Linked DNA regions of Homo sapiens: regions 1 and 2 are each linked to region 3. The links are chromatin loops, found by intact Hi-C in ENCODE. Cell type or tissue: MCF 10A. All regions are shown on one strand.

Evidence for each region. Peaks named below come from ENCODE experiments on the same cell type or tissue, not always from the same donor. Only the 100,000 strongest peaks of a DNase experiment are listed, where the experiment ranks them.
Region 1: a loop joins it to region 3, with 14 times the contacts of the local background. A loop is called at or near these places in 4 of 110 quality-filtered maps.
Region 2: it touches region 3 in a loop (6-fold over the local background); 18 of 110 quality-filtered maps call a loop at or near these places.

What each region holds. Positions count from the first base shown.
Region 1 is chrX:107,716,926-107,719,425 of GRCh38, reverse strand. All of the region lies in intron 1 of TSC22D3 (TSC22 domain family member 3), which reads left to right. Among named protein-coding and RNA genes, the nearest start is that of TSC22D3, 58 kb to the left of the region's middle. In MCF 10A, a CTCF peak has its summit at 1,178; DNase peaks (open chromatin) are centred at 1,145 and 2,315.
Region 2 is chrX:107,024,526-107,027,025 of GRCh38, reverse strand. No RefSeq gene overlaps it. Among named protein-coding and RNA genes, the nearest start is that of MORC4, 26 kb to the right of the region's middle. In MCF 10A, CTCF peaks have their summits at 1,098 and 1,302 (motif pointing left); no DNase peak of the experiment used is centred here.
Region 3 is chrX:107,893,009-107,895,508 of GRCh38, reverse strand. The region is part of intron 3 of MID2 (midline 2); the gene reads right to left. LOC101928335 (a long non-coding RNA gene) reads left to right here. Exons shown (of 4, transcript NR_110395.1): 4 at 1-912. Among named protein-coding and RNA genes, the nearest start is that of MID2, 68 kb to the right of the region's middle. RefSeq lists an enhancer at 1,292-1,341. In MCF 10A, a CTCF peak has its summit at 1,244 (motif pointing right); a DNase peak (open chromatin) is centred at 1,268.

The DNA of each region.
Region 1 (2,500 bases), 180 kb after region 3:
ATTATTGTCAGTGAGTCTCAGACTCAATTTGCTTTTATAATTGAAGTATAACTAATGAACAACTCAGACGAGATCAGGTGTGTTCAGGGTGGTATGGCCGTAGACAAATTAATGATCAATTCAAATGCAGCTTTGCTGGGAACCTTAACCCTTTTGCCTTCCCTTCCCATACCACCTGGATTTCTCTGCCTCTGTCTCCACATAAGGGAGTCCCTCTTGAAGGAGCTGTTTTTACTTCTGTCCTGTGCCCTGTTTTCCTGGTGGTGTTTTTCCCCTGCCAGCCCAGCTTATTTCTCTGTCCCCTTTTCTTCTCATCATCTTCCTTGGAATCTTCGGGGGAGGGGAAAGCAATAGTTGAGGAAAAATTAACAAGCCAATGAAAGGTCAGCTCGGAGACTTTCTGAACCAAGAAAACTCTATGTGGTGCAGAGGGCAAATTAATATTAATATATCAGGGAATTCTGATACCAGTTAAGCTCCTGATTTAAGAGGTTTTTTTTTTTAGTGAATGTTCTTGATGACCCATAAGTATAGCCTGCACTTTGTTCTGTCTACTACACATGTCTTAGTGCAAACACCGTGTTCAGAGAGGTTGTGTCTTAAAGTTAACAGAATGTCCTGAGATCATTATTGTCTCCCACCTAAAGTGAGATGAAGAAAAACACCATCCCGGGCTAGTGCAGCAGGTTTACTTAGTTCTATTGGTCAGTACTTTGCAATATAATGGCTCTTGTACACATATTATCACCACTGGAATCCACCAATAGAGCACCACACCATAGCCAAAAATGTTGGCTGTTCAGTGGCATAACTGCCCTGGAAGCCGGGAGGAAATCAAGGCCTTCAGACTGCATTTGGCTGGGGCCTTGGCCAGGGTGTTAGTGCCAGGCACCTGGTTAAGATAAATGTCCTGAAGCAAACAATAATTACCTTCTTTGCTGATAAGAGGCCCCAGTACTTTTCCAATAGCATGATTGCGTTAGGATCTTTCTTTGGACCACAGCCTGTGGAGCACTGATTCATGGGTACTGGCCTTAACTTCATCCAAACTGTTGTATATGTGGTGGAACCCAATGTTCTCCTTTGGTCCTGAGTTGGTGTAAATAATATTCCCGGTTGCATCACCTGTCCCTGCCCCTCTTGCTCCTTCTGGTGGAAATTCTGCTTTTGTCCACCAGGTGGCCTCACTTAGGAAGGAGCAGAAGAAAAGGACCTCAAGTCTCTGGTGCCTTTATTTTTTTTCCCTCAGCTTGAGGCTGAATATAAATAAGATATATTTTAATGGAAACGTGTAACTTTTATTATGGAACAATCACCTCATCTTGTTTATGGTTTGGAGTCTGTTTTTCCTGAAGTACCTCTAATGCTGTGCATGGCTGGGCCCATCACAGGGCAGGTGTTTTCCTGGGATCGTTTATATAAATGTATACCTTTGGTTTGGAGTGTTATTGTCATTCGCTGTTTTAAAGAAAAGTAACAAAGTTGTGTTTTTAAAAAATAGAGACACGGGATCCTGGATAATGTTGAATGTATTTTCTTCAAAGAGTAGAATGTGGAGACTAAAGAGAAAAGGGCTGGCATCTTGTGGTCACTCCAGTGCTCACTCCAATACCCTGTCTCCTCCTCACCTCCTCTGTCACCCACCTAGCTGCTCTCCCATACATGTTCACCCACTCACCTCAGCTCCCGGACACCCTCTCCTCCATACATATGCATCTGTAGATTAGCATGGACCTGTGCATGCATTACATGCATGTCACAGATCTGTACATGTGCCGGTCCACAGACAAGTACTCCCACACCTGAACATTCAGAGGAAGGGGCAAGTGGATGAGTGCTGGGGTTCAGGGCAGGTCGGCAGGCCAGCTGGCTGGTGAGGGGAAAGCTGAGTTGATTAGAGAGTGAATGTGCAGGTGACAAAGTATGTGTGCAGGGGAGAGACTGAGAGGGCAGTGACTGGGAAGAGGGTGAGGCCGTGATGGTGAGGGCGCGTGTCCAGGGAGTATGACATGGGAGAGCATGCAAAGCCATGGGGGCATGCTGGCTGCCACCTGAAGAAGAGCTTTTCAAACTAGCGCTGTTCTTTACTGAATGCCCTCTGCCTCTTGTTAGGGCATTTGTATTTCTTATTTCTCTAGAAATCAGCTCCAGTTTGGTTTTTATCGATCTCCAGAGCCTTCTTTGGAGATGCCAGTTGGTACAAGAAAGTGCTGAACTGTTTACAGTCCCAGCCTAAGGTTCAGGGAGGGGATGTGGTTTAACTGGGCCACAAAGCCCGGTACAGGACTCATTTGCATGGCCCCTGACGCCATGTGACGCAGCCGGCTCCTCCTATATAAAGAAGCAGGAGCCAAAATATCTCCGAGTCTGGGTTGGACTGGCGGCCGTGGAGTTTGTGACATACGAGGTGACACCCCTCGAGTCACTTCCCTTCAACTCCAGCTGGAGCGCCTGCTTGGCTTTGGGTTCGTTCTGCAGCCTTCGCCCCGCTCCTAGCCTC
Region 2 (2,500 bases), 870 kb after region 3:
GAACCTGAAGATGTGACTGAATAGCTTCAATCTTATGGTAAAATTTGAATAAACAAAGGGTTGTTTCTTATGGATGAGCAAAGAAAATAGTTCCTTGAAATGGAATTTACTTCTGATGAAGATGCTGTGAACATTGTTGAAAAGAAAACAATGGATTTAGAATATTACATAAACTTATTTGATAAAGCAGTGGCAGGGTTTGAAAGGACTGACTCCAATTTTGAAAGTTTTACTGTAGGTAAAATGATATCAAATGGCATTGTGTGCTACAGAGACATCTCTCCTGATAGGAAGAGTCGATCAATGTGGCAAACTCATTTCTTATCTTATGTTAAGAAATTGCCACAGCCATCCCAGCCTTCAGCAACTACCACTTTGATCAGTCAGCAGCCATCAACATTGAGGTAAGACCCTCCACCAGCAAAAAGATAATGACTAGCTGAAGGCTCAGATGATTGTTAGCATTTTTTAGCAATAAAGTTTTTTTTTTTTTTTGAGATGGAGTTTCACTCTTGCTGCCCAGGCTGGAGTGCGATGGCACAGTCTTGGCTCACTGCAACCTCTACCTCACGGGTTCAAGCAATTCTCCTGCTTCAGGCTCCCAAGTAGCTGGGATTACAGGCGCCCACCACCATGCCCTAATTTTTGTATTTTTAGTGGAGATGGGGTTTCACCATGTTGGCTAGGCTGGTCTTGAACTCCTGACCTCAGGTGATCTGCCCGCCTCGTCCTGTCAAAGTGCTGGGATTACAGGTGTGAGCCAGCACACCCGGCCCAATAAAGTGTTTTTAATTCAGATATGTACATTGGTTTTTTTTAGACATAATGGTATTGCACACTGAATACACTACAGTATAGTGTAAGCATAACTTTTATATGCACTAGGAAACCAAAAAATTTTTGTCACTTACTTTATTGCAACATTCACTTTACTGTGGTGCTCTGGCACTGAACCCACAATATCTGCAAGGTATGTCTGTATTTGCGACTGCAACCCCACCCAACACACACACCATTTTAAGGAAGGATCAATTAAATCAAAAGACTACGAATATTTTACTATGGCTAAAGTATAATGGGAACTCTTGTGTTGGCTGCAGCTAGTGTAATGAGCTCCCTGTCTACCCTCCACTCTCCACATACTAATATCCATTTGTTACCATTGATAAACTATGAGAAGTGTTTGTTTGTTTGTTTGTTTATTCTGGGGAGAGGAACCAAAAGAGATGAAGAAAGAGAACAGAGGTGATAATATAGGATGTGTTCCCAGCCCTGTGTACTGAGTGACCCCTTGTGGTTAGAGAAGGATGAACAAACCAGAAATGGCAGGGAACATTCAAGAAAGGCTCTGAAATTCTGGGCGTAAGTGGGTTAGCTTTAGATCTAAGTCAACACAGTGTAATACAGAATAGGAAAAGCCCTTTTTGCCTATTCTTGGGACTCAGTACTGATTTGATACCCTAAAGAGCGAGCATTTTTGAAGCATGCAGAGACAGTTTACTTGACACTATAGGTGGTATCAGTGGTCATGCTTTTCTGAGTAGCTCGTCAGGCAGCAGTTGTAGACAAATGGGATTCAGAAAAGGAGAAAAGAACAGGGTGACTGCTCAGTGATAACTACAGTGGATAAATTAGTTTATATCACATGAGAGACATCTCTTTGCTGCAGTCTCCCAGTGGACATTTGTATTACATACATATACACAGGCACACATATTCATGGAAAACTGTATTGACGGCATGAGTATGTATATAGAAAGACAAAATAATCTACAGATAAAAACTATAATAAGTGAATTTGGCCATTTTACTAAATAGAAAGTCATTATGTAAAAGATCAATTTTATTTCAATAGACTAGCAACAAGTAATTGTAAATGAAAAAATTTTAAAAATACTATTTAGAATAACATAAAATACCTAGGAATTAGATTAACAAGACCTCTACACAAGAACCTACAAAATATTAGTGAGAGAAATTGAAGCAGATGTAAATAAATGGAGGAATTTACTAAGTTCTTGAAGAACTCAATATTGCAAAGATGTGAGTTCTGCCCAAATTGATTTATAAACATAATATAGTCCAATTAAAATCTCAGCACATTCTTTCTTCAGGGAGTGGAAATTGACACGCTCACTCTAAAATTTAGAAAGTGATGCAAAGAGCCAAGAATAGCCAAGACAATCCTAAAGTAGAAGAACAAAGGGAAGATTAACACAGATAGCAATACTTATAAAACTACATTAATAAAGACTGTGGCCTTTTCAAAAGGACAGACAAATAGACTAATAGAACAGAACACAGTCCAGAAATAGGTCCACACACATATGACATTTGATTTGTGACAAAGATAACACTGCAGAGCAGTGGGAAAAGGAATTCTTTTAAATTAATTGTTCTAGGTCTATAGAAGGAATGAAGGAAGAAATGAATCTCAGCCACAACCTCACACCTATACAAAAATGATTTCAAGGTGGATTGTAGATCTAAATGTGAGAGG
Region 3 (2,500 bases):
AAAACTATTGATGTACACAACAAATTCAGTGGCTCTCAGGGCCATTATGATGAGTGACATAGCAAATCACAGTATTTTACATACTATATGATTCCATTTACATAACATTCTAGAAATGAGAAAATTATAGTAATGATGAACATATCAGTGGTTGCTGGGGGACAGATGTGCCTATAAAGAAGTAGCACAAATGAGTTTTGGGGGGATGATAAAACAATAATGTCCTAATTACAGTGGTGATTACAAGAATCTATAAATGTGATAAGATTAATAGAACTATCCACCCCCCCCCCAAAAAAAGTTGAGTGCATGCAAAAGCTGGTAAAAATCAAATGAGGTCTATAGTTTGCTCAATAGAATTATTGTACCAATGACAGTTTCCTAGTTCTGATAGTTGTGTGGTTATGTAAGATGTTAACATTAGAGAAGGTTAGTTAAATGTATGTGGGAACTCTCTGTATTATTTTAGCAACTTTTATGTAAGATTAAACTTATTTTTAAAAAGAAAAAAGAAAGAAAACTCTCTAGAAGTCCCATAATGTTTTAGGCAGGCCTGGTCAACCAACATTTCTGTAGTTTTCTGAAGTTCTAATATATCTTCAGGCCTTTGCTCAACTGGCGTTCTCTCTCTCTCTCTCTCTTTCACACACACACACACACACACACACACACACACACACTCACCCCACTCTGTAACCTAGTTTATTTTTATCCGTAATACTTATAATCCCTAATAAAAATATGTTTGTTTATTGTGTGTCTCCTCCCATTAGAATGTAAGCTCCTTAAGTTTAAGCACTTTTTGTTCACTGTATCCCTAACACCTAGAATAGTGCTTGTCACACAGTAAATGCTCAGTAAATATTTGTTGAATGAATGAATGTGTGTAGGCATTGAAATAAAGGTATTATGAAAAAAGGTATTGTATACTATGTTACATTTCTTTATTACATGAGACAAATTTCTCTTTCATTTTATTTTTGCACACTCAAAATAGTTTTATCTGTTGTGTCATTTAAATATTGTTTTCTGAATTATGAAAGATTTGGAGAGACGTTGGAATAACAACACCTCTAGGAGACCTAGGAGATTCTAGGAGACCACATATTCTGAAATATTTCCTTTCCCTGTGTTAAAATAAATAAAAAGTTGCCTTTCCTAGGTGCTTTACTCACCTGGGCTTTACTCACCCTTATGATGCATAAAAGATTGTACTTACAACATCTGGCCACCAGATGGCAATGTTTATCCAAATATCCTTTCTCGGTACCTATTCGTGTACCAAGCCATGTGCTGGGTATAAAAAAAAAAAGGATAGGACACCATACTCGGCCTGAGAGCTTAGTCTGGTGGGGAGACAAATCGGTATATAGAAGTGCTATGATGAAAGTATGCACAGGTTACCCTGAAGACACAGAGGAGGAACACCTGAACCAGATGAGGGAGGCAGGGAATGAGGCTTAGAGCATGGGTGATGGCTTCTTAAAGGAGGTGAAGGCTGAGCTGAGCAGTACTCCTACAGATGGAAAATCGAAGGAGTGTAAGTTCTGTGAAGACAGGTGCGACGTCCACCATTATGTTGCCAGTGCCTGGCCCAATGCAGAAATGCGCTTAAATATTTTTGGAATGAATGAACAGCATATAAAGTACAGATGGCAAAAGGACATCATTAGATGTGCTAGTACTTTATATTATTTTCAACTTTCAGAATAACTCTTCAAAGTACATACTATCATCCTATTTTTTAGATGAATAAAATGAGGTTCAGTGTACGCAGCTTATAAAACAGAGCCAGACAGACTCAAGTCTATCACTTTTCTTTCCACTTACTGTCTCCCAGTGAGCATATTACTATTAATAAGTCAACTCATATTCTGCTTAAAAGGACTTGGAAAAGTGCTTCACAATATTGACATTCCTCCAAAAACAAGATAAAATATATCTACTTAATCGTTCCTTTTTAAAAGTTTTAAATTGACTTGTTTATTTTCATGTTAAAAATAGAATCAACTAAAAAGTTAACATAATGGTATATTCTCAAATCAGCTACCCGATTTCTTTAAGTAATAATGAGACATATACATGCCTTTTCAAGACAGGTTAAAGAATCAAATAGCAGACTGTTAACCTGAGATATTAACAAAATAAAAACATTCTAGTAATATTTCAGCTAATAAGCAAAATTCATAGTTTCATAGTCTAGCAGTAAAAAGAAGCACTGACAAAGACTGTGTTTTTTACACGAAGTGAGAAGATCTGTGTAATACTACATTATAGGATCAAAAGGACATTAACTGTTTTACTGTTTTATAATGTTTATGGGAGATATTTCAATAATAGCACTGTTTTTCAGAAAGCCGTAAGAACATGAAAGATTATAGACAGACATCACTCTTACCATGGAGGATACACCCAATTCTTGAAGCAGTCAACACTCATTTATGTGGATACATTACAGGTCATTTCATATTACCATTGAACAAATTTTACTGTTATTATG